Regions from separate parts of the Homo sapiens genome. Here region 1 is linked to region 2. Evidence: read pairs that join two places in POLR2A ChIA-PET (ENCODE). Cell type or tissue: PC-9. All regions are shown on one strand. Each heading gives the region's core, and the rest is flanking DNA. Links, peaks and the distances in the headings are about the cores only. Region 1 overlaps DHRS2 (dehydrogenase/reductase 2). Region 2 holds the start of LOC105370408 (a long non-coding RNA gene).

The links. ChIA-PET counts read pairs that join two places held together with the same protein. Peaks named below come from ENCODE experiments on the same cell type or tissue, not always from the same donor. Only the 100,000 strongest peaks of a DNase experiment are listed, where the experiment ranks them.
Region 1: POLR2A ChIA-PET joins it to region 2 with 8 read pairs; 4 of 35 experiments call an interaction of 5 or more read pairs at or near these places.

Annotation. Positions count from the first base shown.
Region 1 is chr14:23,638,187-23,642,571 of GRCh38, forward strand. It overlaps DHRS2 (dehydrogenase/reductase 2), which reads left to right. Exons shown (of 9, transcript NM_005794.4): 2 at 641-818; 3 at 993-1,170; 4 at 1,608-1,709. The coding sequence starts at 679. Among named protein-coding and RNA genes, the nearest start is that of DHRS2, 4.0 kb to the left of the region's middle. In PC-9, for the core only: no CTCF peak of the experiment used is centred there; a DNase peak (open chromatin) is centred at 2,495; H3K4me3 peaks cover 2,466 bases; H3K27ac peaks cover 3,101 bases.
Region 2 is chr14:23,692,267-23,696,651 of GRCh38, forward strand. LOC105370408 (a long non-coding RNA gene) reads left to right here and starts at 465. Exons shown (of 3, transcript XR_943609.2): 1 at 465-706; 2 at 840-1,080. RefSeq lists an enhancer at 2,112-2,628. In PC-9, for the core only: no CTCF peak of the experiment used is centred there; a DNase peak (open chromatin) is centred at 2,455; H3K4me3 peaks cover 1,599 bases; H3K27ac peaks cover 3,793 bases.

The DNA of each region.
Region 1 (4,385 bases), core at 235-4,234, 54 kb before region 2:
GAAGGTCTGCAGCTTCACTCCTGAAGCCAGCAAGACCACTAACCCACCAGGAGGAATGAACAACTCCGGACGGGAGGAATGAACAACTCCGGATGGGAGGAATGAACAACTCCGGACACACCATCTTTAAGAACTGTAACACTCATTGCGAGGGTCCGTGGCTTCATTCTTGAAGTCAGCGAGACCAAGAACCCACCAATTCCAGACACAGAAGCAGTTAATTAATAACTGGTATAATTATTTGTTGGTGCCTGGCATCTCATTTAACTGGGAAGCTGCATGGTTGGGGTCCAGGGCTGAGTCTGTCGTTTACTAAGGTGTCCCCGCCTCTACTGCCCAGTGCTTGACACATTGCCAGTGCTCAATGTTTGCTATGCAATGGATGGAAAAATCACCCTTGTCTAATGAATGTTGAGTCTCACATTTTAATTTGTGAATAATTTCCCCAGTTTTATAGCTTAGGAGTTTTCATGGATTGCTTTCCTGACCTGAGGTTCACATGTTTGAAATTTACCCTAACCAGCCTGACTCTCTGCCACTTTCTGTTGCTGGCCTTGTCTGTCTGGAGGAAGGAGGAGGGTAGATTACCTTCATGCTCACTGAGGCATCAGTGATAAGTGAAATTGATTCTTTCCCCCAGGCCTGATTCAGCAGGAAGCATCTCAGACACCAACCACTATGCTGTCAGCAGTTGCCCGGGGCTACCAGGGCTGGTTTCATCCCTGTGCTAGGCTTTCTGTGAGGATGAGCAGCACCGGGATAGACAGGAAGGGCGTCCTGGCTAACCGGGTAGCCGTGGTCACGGGGTCCACCAGTGGGTGAGTGCTGGATTGCCCATGGGTCCTGGCCCCTCACAGGGTCCTTGTGGCTTCCACAAGGACTCAGGGTTTTAAAGCAAGACCCAGCCTTATTTGCTGATTTCCAGAGCTGGGTAGAGGAAGGACAGTGGAGAGAGGCTGAGGCTGACTTTTGCCCTCCATCTCTGCATTCAGGATCGGCTTTGCCATCGCCCGACGTCTGGCCCGGGACGGGGCCCACGTGGTCATCAGCAGCCGGAAGCAGCAGAACGTGGACCGGGCCATGGCCAAGCTGCAGGGGGAGGGGCTGAGTGTGGCGGGCATTGTGTGCCACGTGGGGAAGGCTGAGGACCGGGAGCAGCTGGTGGCCAAGGTGAGGGGGCAGGCGGTGGAAGGACACAGAGAGGGGAACATGCAGAACCTTTCCTTCACTGCTTGGCCCTTGTGGGGTGGGTCTAGAATATGTCCTGAGACCATGACTGCACCCAGGCTGCCCAAGCTAACCTCGCTACCCAGAAGGTCCCTCAGGAAAGTGACCTGTTCGTGAGAGGACCCTCACCCCACCCCCAGGCCCGGGGAGAATCACTGTGGAGGAGGAGTCTGAAGGGGTGAGGGAGGTCCCCAGAGGGACTCCTGGAGCAGACCTTCCTCTCTCAGTGCCTGGCCCCAGGAGCCTGCCCTTGGGACACCTAGGTCATTTTCCTTTAGGAGCTCTGCAAGCTTTGCCTGAAGGCCTTATGACCTGGGCTGCCCTGGGAGGGATAGTCCTCCTCAGGCCATCTCCACACTCATCCAATCTCCTCTCCGCAGGCCCTGGAGCACTGTGGGGGCGTCGACTTCCTGGTGTGCAGCGCAGGGGTCAACCCTCTGGTAGGGAGCACTCTGGGGACCAGTGAGCAGATCTGGGACAAGGTGAGAGGCCTCCCCTGGGGAGGCGGCTGAGGGCCCGATTCCAGCTCTGCACTGGGCTCCAGCATGCCTGTGCCCACCAAGACTCTGTTTCCCTCCAGAGGTTATGGGAGAAGCAGGCCCTGGGTGGTAGTCCTGCCTGGCCAGCTGTCTCCCAAAATGTGCCCGGATGCTACTTTCTGGCTTGTTGGTTCTTAAATCTGGCCCCCACACTTTCTGCTTTGTTTTCTCTTCTCATCACTTTTTCATTTAATCATTCAGCAGGTATTTATTGCTGTCTGCCAGGCACCACTATTCCAGGCTCTAGGGATACAGCTGTGAATGGTTAGTCAGAGTCTCTCTGTAAGAGTCAAACATTTTTGTATGGTACACCCTTTTGTAGGGGAAGATACGGATACTGTGTTTTTCTTTGGTGACCTGTGCCTGTAGCGGAGACTGTCTCTCCTAGAAGGGGGCTCCTCACTGAGTCCCACACAAACTTGCCGACAGGACCAGATCCAGCCATCAGCATTCCGGGGGCTTAGACATCCCAGCCTGCTGTAAGTCCATTCAAGGATTCTGCTACCTTGTCCACAAGGGACCGGGAGAGACCTTGTAAAATGCCTTGAAGCTCATCTTGGGCCTAGTTGTTCCCCAGTGACTTCTGTTCCCTTCACTCTCATGTTTTGTTTTCTGTTCTCTCTGCCAGAATGCGTCGTGATGAATCTCATTCTTTCTGCTATTGTGAGCATTCACCACTCTGCCCTAAGCACTGGGTCAAAGTGTTTCCTGCCTTCTGGCCTTAGAGTGTTCTGCCTTCCCTAGATCCTGCACTCTCACTTGCCAACATCATCTTCAGGCTGGCCCCTCCCTTCTATCTGCCCTTGGCTGGGTGCCCTTGGCTACATCCTCAGAGATGATCTGAAATTTGAGCTCCCTGCAGCCCCTGCTGAGCAGCTTCCCCAGGCTCTTTAGCTATGTTGTTAATGCCTCCAAAGGATCATTTGTGATTTTATAGCTGGGATTTTATTGCTGACAGTCTCCTAACCCTCCTGAATCATTTTGCTGTTTAGTGTCTCAGTTCACAGGATCATGACTCTTTTTCTCGAAACTGTTGCAGTCCTCCCTCCTGAAGCTGAGGGCAGATGCCAACAATCTGACCTTACTTTCTCTGATTCTCCCCTGTTCTCCAAGGACTTGGCCTTCAGTGAGCAATTCTGTACCACTGGACAGAAATCATTGATGACTCGTCCCCGATCACATCTGCCATCACCTCAGAGGTGAAATTGTCACAAAATGAGTTTAGAATTTACCAGATGCTCTGCTTTCAACTAAATGTGTTTTCCGTAGGTGTCCTGTAAGGAGAATTCCTTACCACTCATCTTATTCTTGAGCCAGTTTTGAGGCCATCTCCAGGCAGACCCCCCTTCTTTCCAGCAGGTTGGGAAACCTCTGATCTGTTAAACTACCAAAACCACATCACCTCCATCCTTCTCCAGCGACTCCAGCGTGCGCCCTCTTTCAGGCTCATGGATAGTTCTCTGCTCAGAACTACTTGGCACACTGAGCTACTCTCTCTTACTTTCTAATGGGGCAGTTTTCTTCATCAAGGGAGGGAGTCTCACCTTTTCTTTGGCTTGGTTTTTGTTCCTGAGTCCAGGAGGGGTCTTACCTCAGCCCCTCACTCAGCCTGATGCACATGGAGTATTGGACAGATATCCTGTGGGCTGGTTGGGGTCTGTTTTGACCAGGAAACCCTTACAGCTAACCTAATCCTCAATTCCTTCTTATTAGGGACCTCAGGGTGGTACCCACTTCTGACATCTGGACCACTTCTTGCAGTCATTGGGGGTCATCCCCCACACTGGTAACCTGTCATCAAATGGGCCACAGCAACATTCAGCTTAAGTATTTCTCCTTCCCACATCCAAGGGATTGAGTGGGAGTGAGATTGGGGGGTGGAAAAAACAGTGAACAGTCCTGGTGAGTTGCAGATGTGGTCTCATTCCCTAGAGATGCAGGATGCAGCTGACCTGAATCAGGACAGATCCCTGCAGGAGGGACTCCTGGTGCCATGTCAGTCCCACCTGGCACTGCCCTAGCTCCCAGGCTCCGCCTCTGCATCTTTCCTTGCTACTTCCTCTTTCACTTCTCCCCCGTTCCCAGACCCACCAGACAGAGCTTCCAGAGTGTCAGGACATGTGTGACTTAGCCCAGATTCAGACTTTAGTCACAAGCAGGATCAGCATAGACATCTAGCTCCCAGCATGGCAATTCTCTGTTGTGTCTCCCTGTTTGTATTGGCTGCAGGAAAGCTCAGAGCCAAGTCTGCGATAAGCTGGTGTGTGTAGGCCCTTACAGCCTGCATTTTTATGACCAAATAATAGAATAAATGCTCAGTCCTTATCACATGCTGTGAACTGTAGGCACCAACCTCACTCTTGCTTTTTCTTATTTTTCTACACTGATTTTTCCTTTTCTCCATTTCTTCACACATAGTACCTATTTGATTTATTTTATGCTGTTGCATTGTGAGTATGCCTTAAATTCTATGGGGACAAGGTAAGAGGACAAGCAAATGAAAGCTCAGAGAGACAAAAAAGGCTCTTCCAGAAATCTCCCTTGCTTCTAGCACCTGCTTCCCCTCCATCAGGCTGTCTTCAGTCTTTCTCCAGAGGCCTCTGCTTACAGTGTGTTGTT
Region 2 (4,385 bases), core at 231-4,230:
CACCTCAATGTCCTCATTTAACGATCATTACCTCTTTAAAGACCCCACCTCCAAATACGTCACATTCTGAGGTACTTGGGGTTAGGACTCCAATGTATGAATTGGTGGCAGGGGTTAGGCTTTGGCAGATAGACACAATTCAGCCCAGGACAGTCTTCTTAAGCCTGCTCCTTTTCCACCTCGCTCTCCCTCTTTGTAGAGGAGACAGAAATAATTATCTGGCCTCTCCCACTGCCTTATAAATCTGACTGTGAGGAGTTCTCTTCTTTCCCCACCCCCTCCTATTGAGGCAGAAATTTAAAAATAAATATGCATTCATTCACTCTGAAAGTAACAGGCAAGGCAAGGGTTAAAAAGAAAAAAACAGGTTTTCCTCTGCCTAGCAGAGGAAAGTGCAGCAAGCTCACTTCAAGGACAGTTATAAGATAATACTGTTTGAGAAGCCAAGGCCAAAGGAATGGACCCCAGACACCCCCCAGCTCCAGAGCAAGGTTGAAGGAAAAAAAAAGAAAGACAAATTCTTTTACTGTTACTCCTTTCCCAGGCTTCTTAAGCATGATTATGTTTTACAAATGTCTGTATTTAGCCACTTGTTGTTTTTCTTTCAATGCAGCTACAAGGCCACCAGCTATGCAAGGCCACAAGTTATGCTATGCTATAGATTATGTGACCTATCATATTTGATAAACGTTTGGGTTTATTTATTGTAAGTCTGCTTATAAAAACCTGTCTCTGTCTTTGTTTAATGCTCAGCTTTTTGGATGTGAGTCCACTGAGCTGGCGTGTACCTACAATGAACAATCCTTCTGTACTCTCATATCAGTCTCTCTGGTCCTCAGTTTCCTGCAACATTTTTGGTGACCACAAAAGGACCAGAGACAGCAGGTTTACTGTTTCCTTTGGCTCTGGGCGCTGGAGCCCTGGGCCTCAGGAGACCTGTGACCCCAGGTACCACTGGAAGAACTTCAGCCCGGAGAGGAAATCAGCTCTCCCCTGACCCGGCGCCCCTACCCAGCAGTGCAATGGAACCTGAAAGGAGCTACAGGACAATTTCAGAAACAGCACCCTTCAGGAACTGCGGTAAGGTTTTAGGGCCCAAGGCAGGACCTGTCCCATGGGGATGGAAGGGGAGCCTAATCACCTCCTGGGATGTGCCGAATAGTTCGACCCAGAGGGGCTGGGGGCAACAGGAGTAGCTCATCAATTCGGATGAATCTCACACCCCAGTCGACACAGGATGCGAGAGTGGCTCGCTAAGTCAGCTAGGAAACTGGAGATGGTAAGAGTGGCTCGCCACCCCAACTAGGAAACTGGAGGTGGCAAGAGTGGCTCACCACCCCAACTGGGAAAGTAGAGGGGGTGAGAGTGGCTTGCCACCCCAATTACAAACACGGGAACTGGGAGTGGGGAAGTGTGTGGAAGTGTGTGAATGGAGGGGCCTAATTAGGCTCATCAGCTGTGAAGTGGGGAGTCACAGATCTCTTAGCATGGACTGTATCCTCCAAGAACGTGTGGGGCCAACTAAGACTAGTGGTGATCTGCATATGGCTAATAGGAGCTGCCCCATAGCTCAGAGTTGCAGTGAGAATAAGGACCTCTGCAAAGCCAAGCAGCATCTGAAAACTCCCATAATAGGAGATGGTATATTCGGCCGAAATGAGAGGAACAGTGAGTGTGCAAGAGTGATTGTGCTGTGTCGTAAAGGGAGGAATGGGAGGAAAGTCATCAAAAGTTACTCCATTGGAGTACATGTTACAGAACCTTAAGAAAGATTTTGCAAGGGATTATGGACTTAAGCTAAACCCCCAAAGATTGAGAACTCTCTGTGAATTAGAGTGGCCTTCTTTTGGTGTTGGGTGGCTGACTGAAAGAACTATAGATAGGGATAATTGGCTGTGCATTTAAGGTGGTGACAGGGCTTGGAGGACAGCCAGGGTACCCAGACAAATTTCCTTAAATTGATTCATGGTTAAATATAGCACAGACAAGAGCAGCCTGGATCCAGCCCTATTTAGCAGCTTCACTGGCAGACACAGAGTTAAAGGGGAAGTTCCAGAGAGAGCAAGAGAAGCCAGTTTTGCAGGAGCTGCCAGAGGGAACAGAGATTCGTCCCAGCCTACCCCCCTTTGCCAAGGCTAACAGCCCCCCAGGAACCAGATTCAGGAGCTAACACACCCCAAGTTTCACCCCAAAGGGCAGAATCGGAGCCTCGAGAGGCCAGGGAAGGAAGTCAAGATAGTCAAGCAGGCAGTCTCAGATCTGGCTGTGCTTGAGCTATGCAAATGCCTCTCAGGGAGGTGCGAGGACCCATCTATTATTATGATCAAGGCCAGGTTCAAGGGGGCAATGAACTTTCATCTACCAGCCCTTTTCAACCACTGATCTTTTAAACTGGAAATGCCACATTCCCTCCTACACGGAGAAGCCCCAAGCTCTTACAGATCTGATGCAATCCATCTTTCTGACATGCAATCCAACCGGGCCAGACTGCAGGCAGCTCCTCCTCACATTATTTAACACTGAGGAGTGCAGGAGAGTAACATAGGCAGCTCTCTGCTGGCTAGAAGCCAATGCACCAGAAGATGCAGTGAATGCTCAGGTACGTGCTCAGAGTCAGTTCCCAGACCAAGATCCCAACTGGGACCTGGTGGATGCAACACAACTTCAGCGTTTGCAGAGGTACCAAAAGGTCGCTTTTGCAAGGGATAAGAGCTGATAGAAAGCAATTAATATAGGGAAGATTTCAAAAGTGCTTCAGGGAGGTGATGAGAGCCTAAGTCAGTGGCTTTGTGAAGTATTACAGAGACTTTGTGAAGTATTCTGGTTTTACACCCCATTTCACCCTGAGGCTGCTGAAAATCAGCACATGGTAAACACAGCATTGGAAGGGCAAGCCCAGGGTAACATCAAGCAGAAGCTGCAGGCATGAATGCCACTCAGTGTACGTTAATCAGGACCAGAGAACAAAACAGAAAAGAGCAAAAGCAACAAGTGTGGTGCCAGGCAGCTAGGCACGCCAAGGGTTAAGCCCCTTTCCCCAGCCCGGCTCTATCTGGAAAAAGAGGGGGGAGGGGGGGACCAGCACCGGGAGAAGAGCAAAGGAGATGGAAGGGCATAATTCTGACATTTTGCGGCAGGCATCTCCCAAGCCTCTGGGCCAATGATGGCCCAGGGGGACTACGGTTGTGCAGACCCCACCCAGCCCAAAAGAGTAAATGTGAGAAGGGAAAGAAGAAAGTAAAAACAGAAATCCGAAAGAAACAGGAGAGACCTACGGCAGTGTGTGCGTGGGGGCGGGGCCGGTGTCATTGCCTGGCCCGCTGGCCTTAGGAACAGGAGAACTCAGGAAGGAAAAAGGAAGCAGATTGAAGGCTTAAGAAAAAGGCCAATCTGTTGGCAGCAGTCTTTATAGAGAGATTAGCAATGTGAGAGGACGTGGACGCAAATGTGGATGTGGAAGCGGTCAAGTTAGGCAGAGATTCAAGAGCCAGACAAGGCTAGAAAGAGATTAATGTGCGGGATGCAAAAAGAAAGGACACGGGAAGGATGAATGTCCAGAAGGTAATAAAGAGAGTGGTAAATGCTGTGATATAAAGAAGTCATTGGCCAAGGGCTGCCGCACGTTAGAGGAACCAGATACTGATCTGATTGGGCTGGCAAGAGCTGAAGGGTATGAGGACTAGGACAGACCAGGCTCCTTTTCATTAAGCCTCCAGGATCCCGTGGTCACATTAGAAGTTGAAGGCAGCAGGATTCTGCCACATCTGGATCCCAAATTTCTCACTGATGGCTAAGCCACTATATAAAGTTACAAAGGTTGGGTCGGGGGAAGAAAAAGTATCCTTCCTCTGGGACACTGAACTGAGAAGGAGCCATGCCTTCATGCCTTGTGAAAAACTTGCTTATAGACTTTACCGAAATGCCCCATGCTGGAGGCTGGCAGTATATGCTAGTGTTTATTTGCACCTTTTTCATGATGGAGTGAGGCTTTCCCCACTAGGACAGAAAAAGCACGAGAAGTGACTAAAGTACTGTTAAGAGACATTATCCCCGGGTTTGGACTGCCTCTAACTTTAAAGTCAGACAATGGGTCAGCATTTGTAGCTGAAATAGTGCAAGATTTAACAAGACTGTTAAAAATAAAATGGAAGTTACACACAGCCTATCGGCCACAAAGTTCAGGAAAAGTGGAACCACGAACCGGACACTCAAGCAGCTACTGAAGAAATATTGCCAGGAAATTCATCTGAGATAGGATCAGGTTTTGCCTATGGTCCTCCTCTGAGTCAGGTGCACCCCCACCAAACAAACTGGGTATTTACCCTATGAGATTTTGTTCGGTGGGCCACCCCCAAATCATAAGTCAAATTAAAGATGATCTCCAG